2 separate regions of the Homo sapiens genome follow, and region 1 is linked to region 2. A link is a loop called in an ENCODE intact Hi-C map of the cell type or tissue named here. Cell type or tissue: lower leg skin. All regions are shown on one strand. Each heading gives the region's core, and the rest is flanking DNA. Links, peaks and the distances in the headings are about the cores only. Region 1 overlaps FCHSD2 (FCH and double SH3 domains 2). Region 2 overlaps FCHSD2 (FCH and double SH3 domains 2).

Evidence for each region. Hi-C counts contacts between places; a loop is a spot of excess contacts. Peaks named below come from ENCODE experiments on the same cell type or tissue, not always from the same donor. Only the 100,000 strongest peaks of a DNase experiment are listed, where the experiment ranks them.
Region 1: a loop joins it to region 2, with 6 times the contacts of the local background. A loop is called at or near these places in 1 of 110 quality-filtered maps.

What each region holds. Positions count from the first base shown.
Region 1 is chr11:72,940,102-72,948,724 of GRCh38, forward strand. All of the region lies in intron 8 of FCHSD2 (FCH and double SH3 domains 2), which reads right to left. It also overlaps the pseudogene RPL15P16. Among named protein-coding and RNA genes, the nearest start is that of ATG16L2, 130 kb to the left of the region's middle. In lower leg skin, for the core only: no CTCF peak of the experiment used is centred there; no DNase peak of the experiment used is centred there.
Region 2 is chr11:72,833,888-72,837,887 of GRCh38, forward strand. FCHSD2 (FCH and double SH3 domains 2) reads right to left here. Exons shown (of 20, transcript NM_014824.3): 20 at 2,858-4,000. It also overlaps a transcript of ATG16L2 not described here. Among named protein-coding and RNA genes, the nearest start is that of ATG16L2, 21 kb to the left of the region's middle. In lower leg skin, for the core only: no CTCF peak of the experiment used is centred there; DNase peaks (open chromatin) are centred at 1,081 and 2,318.

The DNA.
Region 1 (8,623 bases), core at 747-4,746, 110 kb after region 2:
TCTCAGGTCTAATTCCATAGAAGCAGGACAAATAAAATTTAGCCCCAAGTTGGAATCAGCTTTGCCATCATCCTTAGCCTTTTAAACTCATCACTACTGAGATTCTAAATACTGAAAGCCTCACAATATCTAAATGGGGCTTTGTGTGTTTATATTATGCTTACCACAATGCACTACACTTTCAATACTGAAGGGCCTTTTACAAAGCATGTTAGTATTTTAGTTGATGTAAACAGGTTTAATTAGAAACATGCTAGTTTCTAAAATGCAGTTACCAAATATTGTTTTAATATTAAAGGAAATAATATATGTAATGAGGTTAGTATAATATGTGGCAATAAATAGTAAATAAGCTATTTTCCTTTCTGTCTGGCAGTAGCCATCAGGTAAGCCAAGATGGGTGCATACCCGCACATCCAGGAGCTATGGAGAAAGAAGTAGTCTCATGTCATGCGCTTTCTTCTGAGAGTCAGCTGCTGGCAGTACTGCCAGCTCTCTGCTCTCCACAGGGCTCCCCGCCCCACCCAGCCTGATAAAGCGCGCCGACCAGGCTGCAAGGCCAAGCAAGGTTACATTATATATAGGATTCATGTTCACCGTGGTGGCAGAAAACGCCCAGTTCCTAAGGGTGCAACTAATGGCAAGCCTGTTCATCATGGTGTTAATCAGCTAAAGTTTGCCTGAAGCCTTCAGTGCGTTGCAGAGGAGTGAGCTGGATGCCACTGTGGGGCTCTTAGAGTCCTGAATTCTTATTGGGTTGGTGAAGATTACACATACAAATTTTTTGAGGTTATCCTCATTGATCCATTCCATAAAGCTATCAGAAGAAATCCTGACACCCAATGGATCACCAAAGCAGTCTATAAGCACAGGGAGATGTGTGGGCTGACATCTACAGGCCGAAAGAGCCATGGGCTTGGAAAGGACCGTATGTTCCACCATGCTATTGGTGGTTCTTGCCGGGCAGCTTAGAGAAGGCGCAAAACTCTCCAGTTCCACTGTTACCACTAATATAAGTAAAGTTTGTAAAATTCATACCTCATAATTTAGGACAGTCAAAAAAATAAATAAATAAGCTATTTTAATATTTTTATTCTCCTTCAAGGGACCAGAGGCCACATGAGTCTTGTTCACTATGTGTCCCCAGTAAATGACACATAGAATGACAGTAAATATTTGTTAAATTATGAATTAATGAATGGCCTCAAATAAAAACCTTTGCTAAGTCACTGAATCCCACACGTTCAAAATAGTATCTAAGAGGATATAAAAACTATACTTAAATTATAATTTATATAATTTTTATATTTATAAAAATACAAATTATAAATTATGTTGGATGTCAGTTTGCTTAGTATAAAATATAGACTCCCAACTCTATTAATATATTACTTATTATTACTTTATCATTAACTGTTTTGTTCTTGTATTGATCTATTTTTTCTTTTAACTCATCACTGGTCAGAAGAGTTGTTTAAACAACATGAAATAAAAATGTTCAATTTGTTAGTAAGCAAAAAATTAAAAATTAAGATTTCTTTACCTTCATCCAGATTGTTGCTCATATATGTACGTTTGTTTAAATATAAAATACAGTTTTGACAAGGGTGCAAGGATAGGCACTTTCATACACTGCTTTCAGAAGTATATACTGATATAATCTTTTCAGAGGGCAATCAGCTAGCCAAATGAAAAGTATTAACCAATCTTTGTTTTTGACCAGGGAATGTAGCTTCAAAAAAAGATATCTTAAGGAAGTTATCAAAGAGGTGTATTAAGATTGTAAAAAAGAACCTTCACTAAAAAGCATTAAAAAAGTTTATAAAAGCATAAAAAAGTAATAAAGTTAATGGCATATTAATATGATCAAATACTATGCAGTCATTAAAATCACATTTTCAAGTAACATGTAAAGGCAGTGATACAGTTTGAATGTTTTGTCCCCTCAAAATCTCATGTCGAAATGTGATCTCCAATGTTGGAGGTGGGCCTAGCAGGGGGTGTCTGTGTCATGGCAGCAGATCCCTCATGAATGACTTGCTGCTGTCCTCACAGTAATGAGAGCGTTCTCACTCTATAAGTTCACACTAGAGCTGGCTGTTTAAAAGAGCCTGGCAGCTCCCTCCTCTCTTGCTCCATCTCTCACCATATGACATGCAGGCTTCCACTTTGCCTTCTGCCATGATTGTAAGTTTCCTGAGGCCTCACCAGAAGCAGATGCCAGCAGCATGCTCCCTGTACAGTCTGCAGGACTGTGAGCCAAAATAAACCTCTTTTCTTTATATTACCCAGCCTTGTGTATTTCTTTAAACCAATGTAAATGGGCTAACACAGGCAGGAATAGCTCAGAATGTATTTTATGTGAAAAAATAAAAGGACTTACGTGTATAACAATTTTGAAACATGTATATGTAATACATGCCTAGGAAAGATTAGAAGGATATGCCAAGATGACAGTAAGAGTGGTTTACTGTTACAATGTGAAGTTATTTTAATTTATCTTTAGGTTTTCTGTACTTTTCAAATTTTCTTCTGGTACTTTGGTAATCAAATGGAAAATACATACTTTATTAAAATTAAAAAGTATTGACAAACATGCTATAGAATGTTATGGTATATGCTATGCTATTCATTTTATTTTATTTTTATTATGGCTCTCCTAGAGGATGTGAAGTCATATCTCACTGTTTTGTTTTTAGACACAGGGTCTCGCTCTATCACCCAGGCTGGAGTGCAGTGGTATGATCATAGTTCGCAGCTTCAAACTCTTGGACTTCAGAATCCTCCCACCTCAGGCTTCCAAGTAGTTAGGACTACAGGTGCATACTTCCCAAAGTGCTGGGATTATAGGTGTGAGCCACCATGCCTGGCTAAATCACAAATTCATTAATACTGACTTTTTCTTTTGAGACAGAGTTTTGCTCTTGTTGCTCACGCTGGAGTGCAATGGTGCGATCTTGGCTCACTACAACCTCCGCCTCCCGGGTTCAAGTGATTCTCCTTCCTTGGCCTCCTGAGTAGCTAGGATTACAGGCGCGTGCCACCATGCCCAGCTAATTTTTTGTATTTTTATTAGAAATGGGGTTTCCCCATGTTAGCCAGGCTGGTCTCGAACTCCTGACCTCATGTGATCTGCCCACCTCTACCTCCCAAAGTGCTGGGATTACAGGCATGACCTACTTTGCCCAGCCCTGACTTTTATATTTACTATCTACATTTAACACTTACTTCAACTTCAACCTACTTAATTCAACTATAGTTAGGATTAACTGAGGACTACTGAATAGAATTCCAAGATGTCTGATGGAGAGGTTTGAGTAGGAAAGGATTAGTGAGACACTGAATCAGGAAAAAGACAGCACAGAACAATATGGATTATGGGAAAACAGTAAATGTGAACTTCATATTACCTTGGTTATTTATTAATAGCTTTAATGAAAGGGAAGGAAATTGAAGAGAATGACAGGTGAGACGGAGATGAAGGGCACAGAAATGGAAGTGAGAATTCCCTGGGTCAGTCTATTTGACTTTTGAACATATATGTTTCAGTGTTTTACATATTTAAAATATAAAATTATATTGGCTGTTTTGTTCACTGAGGCACTCAGAATGATACCTCACACTTAGTATTTATTCAAGAAATACTTGCTGAATAAGATACATAAACATTGTATTTTGATATTTTATTAGTTCATTAACTACAAGAAGTTTCAGTTAGCACATCTATAATTAAATATTTGTTCTAAGGCATGTTCAAATATTGTAAACTACTACACTAAGAACGTATGAAGATAAACTGACTATTAAATACTCAGACTTTAATCATTATTCATTGTGATGCTGCCAACTTTAACTTCTATTGCATGACATGGAGGTAAAACAACACAATTACTTCTAAAACTATTCCAATGAATAGAAAAAGAGGGAATCCTCCCTAACTCATTTTATGAGGCCAGCATCATCCTGATACCAAAGCCTGGCAGAGACACAACAAAAAAAGAGAATTTTAAAACAATATCCCTGATGAACATCGATGCAAAAATCCTCAATAAAATACTGGCAAACTGAATCGAGCAGCACATCAAAAAGCTTATCCACCATGATCAAGTGGGCTTCATCCCTGGGATGCAAGGCTGGTTCAACATACTCAAATCAATAAACATAATCCAGCATATAAACAGAACCAACGACAAAAACCATATGATTATCTCAATAGATGCAGAAAAGGCCTTTGACAAAATTCAACAACGCTTCATTCTAAAAACTCTCAATAAATTAGGTATTGATGGGACGTATCTCAAAATAATAAGAACTATCTATGACAAACTCACAGCCAATATCATACTGAATGGGCAAAAACTGGAAGCATTCCCTTTGAAAACTGGCACAAGACAGGGATGCCCTCTCTCACCACTCCTATTCAACATAGTGTTGGAAGTTCTGGCCAGGGCAATCAGGCAGGAGAAGGAAATAAAGAGTATTTAATTAGGAAAAGAGGAAGTCAAATTGTCCCTGTTTGTAGATGACATGATTGTATATCTAGAAAACCCCATTGTCTCAGCTCAAAATCTCCTTAAGCTGATAGGCAACTTCAGCAAAGTCTCAGGATACAAAATCGATGTGCAAAAATCACAAGCATTCTTATATACCAATAACAGACAAACAGAGAGCCAAATCATGAGTGAACTCCCATTCACGACTGCCTCAAAGAGAATAAAATACCTAGGAATCCAACTTACAAGGGATGTGAAGGACCTCTTCAAGGAGAACTACAAACCACTGCTCAATGAAATAAAAAAGGATACAAACAAATGGAAGAACATTCCATGCTCACGGGTAGGAAGAATCAATATCGTGAAAATGGCCATACTGCCCAAGGTAAATTATAGATTCAATGCCATCCTCATCAAGCTACCAATGACTTTCTCACAGAATTGGAAAAAACTACTTTAAAATTCATATGGGACCAAAAAAGAGCCTGCATTGCCAAGTCAATCCTAAGCCAAAAGAACAAAGCTGGAGGCATCACACTACCTGACTTCAAACTATACTACAAGGCTACAGTAACCAAACAGCATGGTACTGGTACCAAAACAGAGATATAGACCAATGGAACAGAACAGAGCCCTCAGAAATAATGCCGCATATCTACAACTATCTGATCTTTGACAAACCTGACAAAAACAAGAAATGGGGAAACGATTCCCTATTTAATAAATGGTGCTGGGAATACTGGCTAGCCATATGTAGAAAGCTGAAACTGGATCCCTTCCTTACACCTTATACAAAAATTAATTCAAGATGGGTTAAAGACTTAAATGTTAGATCTAAAACCATAAAAACCCTAGAATAAAAGCTAGGCAATACCATTCAGGACATAGGCATGGGCAAGGACTTCATGTCTAAAACACCAAAAGCAATGGCAACAAAAGCCAAAATTGACAAATGGGATCTAATTAAACTAAAGAGCTTCTGCACAGCAAAAGGAACTACCATCAGAGTGAACAGGCAACCTACAGAATGGGAGAATATTTTTGCAATCTACTCATCTGACAAAGGGCTAATATCTAGAATCTACAATGAACTCAAACAAATTTACAAGAAAAAAACAACCCCATCAAAAAGTGGGCAAAGGATATGAACAGACACTTCTCAAAAGAAGACATTTATGCAGCCAAACGATACATGAAAAAATGCTCATCATCAATGGACATCAGAGAAATGCAAATCAAAACCACAATGAGATACCATCTCACACCAGTTAGAATGGCGATCATTAGAAAGTCAGGAAACAACTGGTGCTGGAGGGGATGTGGAGAAATAGGAACACTTTTACACTGTTGGTGGGACTGTAAACTAGTTCAACCATTGTGGAAGTCAGTGTGGCGATTCCTCAGGGATCTAGAACTAGAAATACCATTTGACCCAGCCATTCCATTACCGAGTATATACTCAAAGGATTATAAATCATGCTGCTATAAAGACACATGCATACATATGTTTATTGTGGCACTATTCAAAATAGGAAAGACTTGGAACCAACCCAAATGTCCAACAATGATAGACTGGATTAAGAAAATGTGGCACATATACACCATGGAATACTATGCAGCCATAAAAAATGATGAGTTCATGTCCTTTGTAAGGACATGGATGAAGCTGGAAACCATCATTCTCAGCAGACTATCGCAAGGACAAAAAACCAAACACCACATGTTCTCACTCATAGGTGGGAATTGAACAATGAGAACACATGGACATAGGAAGGGGAACATCACACACCAGGGCCTGTTGTGGGGTGGGGGAGGGGGGAGGGATAGCATTTGGAGATATACCTAATGTTAAATGATGAGTTACTGGGTGCAGCACACCAACATGGCACATGTATACATATGTAACTAACCTGCACGTTGTGCACACGTACCCTAAAACTTAAAGTATAATTTAAAAAAAACTAGACAATTACATGGTCAATAATTACAATGCTCAAAATGTCAATACCTGCCAATATCCTCTAATGCAAGTCTGTAAAATAGGTATTGTGGAAGTATCTAGCATATTTTACCTTTAAAATACGATGGTATAAACAGAGTAATAGCTACCATTTACAGAATATCTATTATATTCTAGGAGCTTTGTGCAGTAACTCTACTTTTTACAACCACCTTTAAGGTAGACAACATTTTCATTTTACAGAGCAGGAAACTGAGTCCCAAGATGTTAAGTATAATGCCTAGGGAAATTTTTCAAGCTTAAGTAAACATTCATATTCACAAGACTACTCACAAGGATGTAGGACAAAAATGACTGCCTGCCAACAAGGCAGCACCAGGTGCCCCTCTTTGTGGGACTAGTCTTTGCAGCCATCTATGCAATAGCTCACCCAGCTACCCAAGAGCTATTCTCCTTGTGTCCCAGCCTGCTTTCCCAGGCCCCAGGTGAGATTCAGGTCCAAGAAAATGAGACTCACATCACTGGGTCTGGGAGTCACTCTGGTTTAACAGCTGCATGCCCCATGGGGCCAACATCTCTTAACAACAATGCTGTAGGTACGAAGCATTTTCCAATATATCTTATTTCTTAGTTAAGGGCTTTAAACCAAGTGGAAGACCTAGGTTTTATGTTCAAATTTATTTAAACTTCCCCTGGGTAAGAAATGCTGTGTGTCACAAGAGAAGTTTGAACTCTTCTTATCCAGACTCACACTCAGGCCCACATCTGGCCAAGAGGAGCAGAACTGAAGAGGTTTTCCCACAACAATGGTTGATCTACAAAAATCCACTTATGCTCTCCCATGTAGTGTCCCCTCTGACTTGTGATACACACTTACAAGTTGTCTGACTAGAACTAAAGCCAAAGTCAGTGTTTACTTGACTCACATAGGAATTGACCACAAGATCTTATTCTAAGCAATGAACTAATCAACCAGAGTCACTGAGTCTAGCAAGAAATGGGTATATTATAATGAAAGATTAATAGCCACACCACTATATTGCTGGTCCTAATGGACGTGTAGGAACTCCCATCCTCCAGCACATTCTGTTGGAACAGCCCTTACTTTAAATCTCCCAAAAGTTAGTTCATAGATTTCTGATTATAAATTACAGTGTGATAAAATCATTAGTTAAAAAAAATATTGAAAACATAATTTTCTCATAAAGAAAATTAAATACAGAAAAATCCAAAGAAAACAAAAATCACAGGTAATCTCACATAAATATGGGAACATTAACTTATAAAACAGACTTTAAAAACAAATTCAAGACTATATTTTACATATTATTTATGATTCTCATTTTAATCAGTTAATACAGTGTTAACATTTTTCATGGCACTATAATGGTATAATCTTATACAACATAATTTTTATGACATCGTTTGGGTATCATACATTTTTTGTTTGTCTGTTTTGTTTTGTTTTTTTGAGACAAAGTCTCACTCTGTCACCCAGGCTGGAGTGCAGTGGTGCGATCTCGGCTCACTGCAACCTCCACCTCTGGGTTTCAAGTAATTCTTCTGTCTCAGCCTCCTGAGTAGCTGGGATTACAGGCATGTGCCACCAGACCTGGCAAATTTTTGTATTTTTAGTAGAGATGGGGTTTTGCCATGTTGGCCAGGCTGGTCTTGAACTCCTGGACTCAAGCAATCCACCCACCTCAGCCTCCCAAAATGCTGGGATTACAAGCGTGAGCCACTGTGCCCAGCCACTGGATATCATAAATTATTGGCTGCTTATTATGAAACATTTCAATTACTTCAAAATTACTGAATGTTTCATTTTTCAACATTTTAGTTGCTTTCCATTTTTAATCTCATTGTCATCATCAAGCATGTAGACAAATATCATAATAGATATTTATTATATCCTTAGAATAAATTCTTACAACATAATTTCTGAGACAAAGAATATAGTTTATTTTAAAGCATTTGATACATATTACCAATTAAGTCCTCCAAAACAACTGTATCAATTTACATTATCAATAATAGAATATGAGTGTATTAACAAAATTTTAACTTACCATTTTAATGGATACAATTAAGATTAACATTGTCATAATTTTCATTTCTTTTTTTTTTTTGAGAGGCAGTCTCGCTCTGTCGCCCAGGCTGGAGTGCAGTG
Region 2 (4,000 bases), core at 1-4,000:
ACTCCAGCCTGGGTGACGAGCGAAACTCCGTCTCAAAAAAAAAAATTTTTTTTTTTTTCAGGAAAATATTCCCAGACCAGAGCTCTCAGAAACAGACACAGCAAAAGTGTGTTTTTTGGCCTCTGGGACCGAGGGAAAATAGTCTAGGAACAAGATGCTCTTTGGCATTCATTTGGTTCTTGGCAGATCAAGCAGTAACAAGGCAAACACAGGAAGAGTCTAGGAGGAAACTTAAAAGTTGCAGGATTTGGGGATAAATTACAATCCTCCCCCTTCTAACCTAAAATTTCTGTAATTTAGTTATATTTCTGTCATGAAAAACAACTTCACGATGAACAAAATAAATGCGAAGATTCAGAGCAGCTGGATTTCATCCTAAGGCCACTGGGAGAGGGCTGGGCAGTCATTGGCCACAAAACCAAAAGCTGCAGCTGGGTTCTTCAGGCAGTGAGTGGATAGAGCAGCCTGGGATGCAGTTGCAATCTAGAGGATAAAGGTTTGTTTTGTCCCAGGTCCCAGCGGGAGAGTCCAGTGGCTTGCTTTCTTTTCAATTTCTTGCCATCCAAAGAAGTCTGTGTCTTAGTAAGTCTGGTTTCAAATATTGTGACCTTTTTTGTGTGATGTTCTCTGTATCTAGAAACAACTCATCCAGGGCATGAGAGTTAGATAAGCCCTGGGAGATAACCTCATTCCATTCCTTTTTTTTTTTTTTGGAGACAGAGTCTTGCTCTGTCACCCAGTCTGGAGTGCAGTGGCATGATCTTGGCTCACCGCAACCTCTGCCTCCTGGGTTCAAGCAATTCTCCTGCCTCAGTCTCCCGAGTAGCTGGGATTACAGGTACCCACCACCACACCTGGCTAATTTTTGTATTTTTAGTAAGAGACGGGGTTTCCATTATGTTGGTCAGGCTGGTCTCAAACTCCTGATCTCAGGTGATCCACCAGCCTTGGCCTCCCAAAGTGCTGGGATTACAGGCGTAAGCCACCGTGCCCAGCCATCATTCCATTCCTTTACAATTGAGGATGTGGCAGCTAAGAGGGAAAGGTCTTCCATCAAGCAGTGGCAGGGCTAAGGCCAGATGATGCCCTCCCACTGGGTCTCTGGCTTGTGAATGTGGCTGGGGTGGTGGGTCAGAGAGGAAGGGGATCTAGGTGGTGTACTGAGAACCTGTGGGTTGATTGCATCATGCATCAAGTCAGTTCCTGTGATGAAGGAGACCAAAATTTAGCTATGACGCTGGGGTGAGGCAGTTAGCTGAGCTTTGCCCTTGGTCACAGACGGAACCTCCAGTACCGAAAGCAGCTTTCACTGGCAGGGAAGTCAGAAGACGGAAATGACATTTCGTGTCCTGACAGCCCTTCCCACATTTTTGGTAGAGCACTTCACACACATTCTTTCCCTTGGGCCTTATGACAACTCTGTGCGTTACTATGGGCCTGGAAGACTATCAAGGACCCTAGTTCTGGAGGGAAGGACACTGAGAAGAGGCAGGAGAGGTGGTGGTGAGAAAAGGCAGGAGAGGTGGTGGTGAGGAGAGGTGGTGGTGAGGAGAGGTGGTGGTGAGAAGAGTTCGTGGTGACCAGCCTGTGGCACACTTTATATGGCCTTCCTGGAACCACAGTCTTATTCTCAGGTTCCAGATGAGGACACAGGCTCAGTCCCCATGGCTGTCAAGTGGCAGAGCCAGGATTTAACCCAGACCTCCTGGCTCCTAAGTCCATATGCGGTTGGTGGGAGTGTAAATGGATATAGTCCTTATAGGAAGCCAATTTGGCAAAATCTAACAAAATTAAATACATACCTTTTTGACCCTCAAATTCCACACTTAGGAATCTACCCAACATTTATACTGGAACATATTTTTTTTTTTTTTTTTTGAGACAGAGTTTCACTCTTGTTCCCCAGACTGGAGTGTAATGGCACAATCTCAGCTCACCGCAACCTCTGCCTCGCAGGTTCAAGCGATTCTCCTGCCTCAGCCTCCAGAGTAACTGGGATTACAGGCATGAGCTACCATGCCCAGCCAATTTTGTATTTTCGGTAGAGACTGGGTTTCTCCATGTTGGTCAGGCTGGTCTCAAACTCCTGACCTCAAGTGATCTGCCCGCCTCGGCCTCCCAAAGTGCTGGGATTACAGGCATGAGCCACTGCGCCCGGCTGAACACATTTTTATGTAAACAAGCAGTGTGTACACTTAAGAGTCTTATGCACAGGATAATGTCTGGAAAAATGCTTACTGCATGTCCCCAGCTCCAGGAAAGAGGAGAGCTTGTGGGGCCCTTCCCCAAACAGGCTGTGTCCTGGTCCTCAGTGTGGCTGGCTGGAAGCCAGGGGGACTCAGCCTTTGACTAAGAATGCTCCATCCACCCCTGGGACCGAGAAAATCTCCTTTCACACAATTCATTACTCCTTAGGGTGGAGGTTTAGGAAAGGGGAGAGGCATCCAGAATGCCCGCTTCCTGGAAGCCAGTGGTCACATCCGGCAAGGGGACTTCAGTGACCTTCCTCTCACCCCTCCAGCAGCAGAATCAGAGCTCCCTCCTCAGCTGCCTCTATGCTATCTGCCCCTCCCTTCTAGCACATGTCCCACAGTACTGTCCTCACGTATTTCTTTTTTTTCCCATGGGAAAAGCAAAGACCGTAACCTATTTACTGCCATCTCTAGTACCCAGGATATTACACCTAGCACATGGGGGCTTCAGGGACTGTCTGTCTCATAGATGGATTAATTTACTTTCTCCTCTCTCTGTCTGTTAGCTGGTTTAAAGGAGGGCCCAGGAATGTTTTTATAAGAAGCATGGGCCTTTTGGAAAGGTCTGTTTACCCAAACCTTTCTATATTAAAACTTAGAAAACATAATTCCATTTTTTTTATTATTCAACATTTTATACATAATAAATACAAACTTTTTACAGCCACTGTAAAGAAAGCACATCTGCACAGAGGCTCCCTCCGAGCCCTGACCTGTGCACTGTGGTGCTGGATTCCATATCCTGGATGGAGGGGTTATTTTTTAAAAAGGAGGCATGTTTTCACAACTTTGTTTTTTAAAATAAAATTAGCAGCTCTTCCAAAAAATATTTTAAAATACAACAAAAGATTTCAAATAACCCTTTGAGGTTGTGGAAAACCCAAATTCAAGGACAATTTGGCTAGCTAAAGACAGAATACAAGACTGGGTGGCAAGAACTGCTCTATTTAATAAGCATTTGAAGATTTTTAATATGTTAGCAAACTTTAAAATCTTAAAAAAACCACCCTTTTAATTTCTTTTTTAAACTTAAGAATAAGTTTGATAAACACAAAAGACCTCAAATAGATCAACAGGTTAAGAAGTGTAAAAAACAACAACGAAAAAAAACCCCAAATCATGGAGAAGATTCATTAATGGGTATTGTCACTGAAGTGATCAAAGAACTAAAAATTTCTTCAGTTATCACCTTACTTTTGGTCAAAAATCCCATGGGGACATTTGGCGAGCATTTCAAGTTTTTTAAGATTCTTAGGAGGGATGGAGTTTTCAAAGCATAATACAACTTGTAGATTAAATTCTGCAAATTTGATTTCTTAACCAAGGAAAAAAAAAAAAAACAAACCACAACCGGCGAACATCCCTTAGTCCCTAGGTATTGTGCTCCCTACCTTCTACAGGAGCGGACAGCAGACAGTCAGCACCTGACGTGGGGGCACCTGCTGCTGCAGGCTTGCTGGCCTGCAGAGAAGGCCACTCCTGGCTTTCCCTGTGACACACAGAAGACACTTGTCTTTTCCTGGTCAATCTGTACTTGTGCAGGGTGCGCAATCCTTCAGTCCTTTCTCATAGAAAGCTGGTTTCCTCCACGAGCCACCAGGTTCTTCCTTCCACGGAAATGTCAGGGTAGTGGGACCTGGAAGCTGCATTTTCCACCATAGCAGTTGGTCTGGACCAGCCACAGCCTGGCTGTCTGGGCCGGTCTGCTGGCTTGGGAATAAAATAATGCCGGGGCGTCCCCAGTAGAG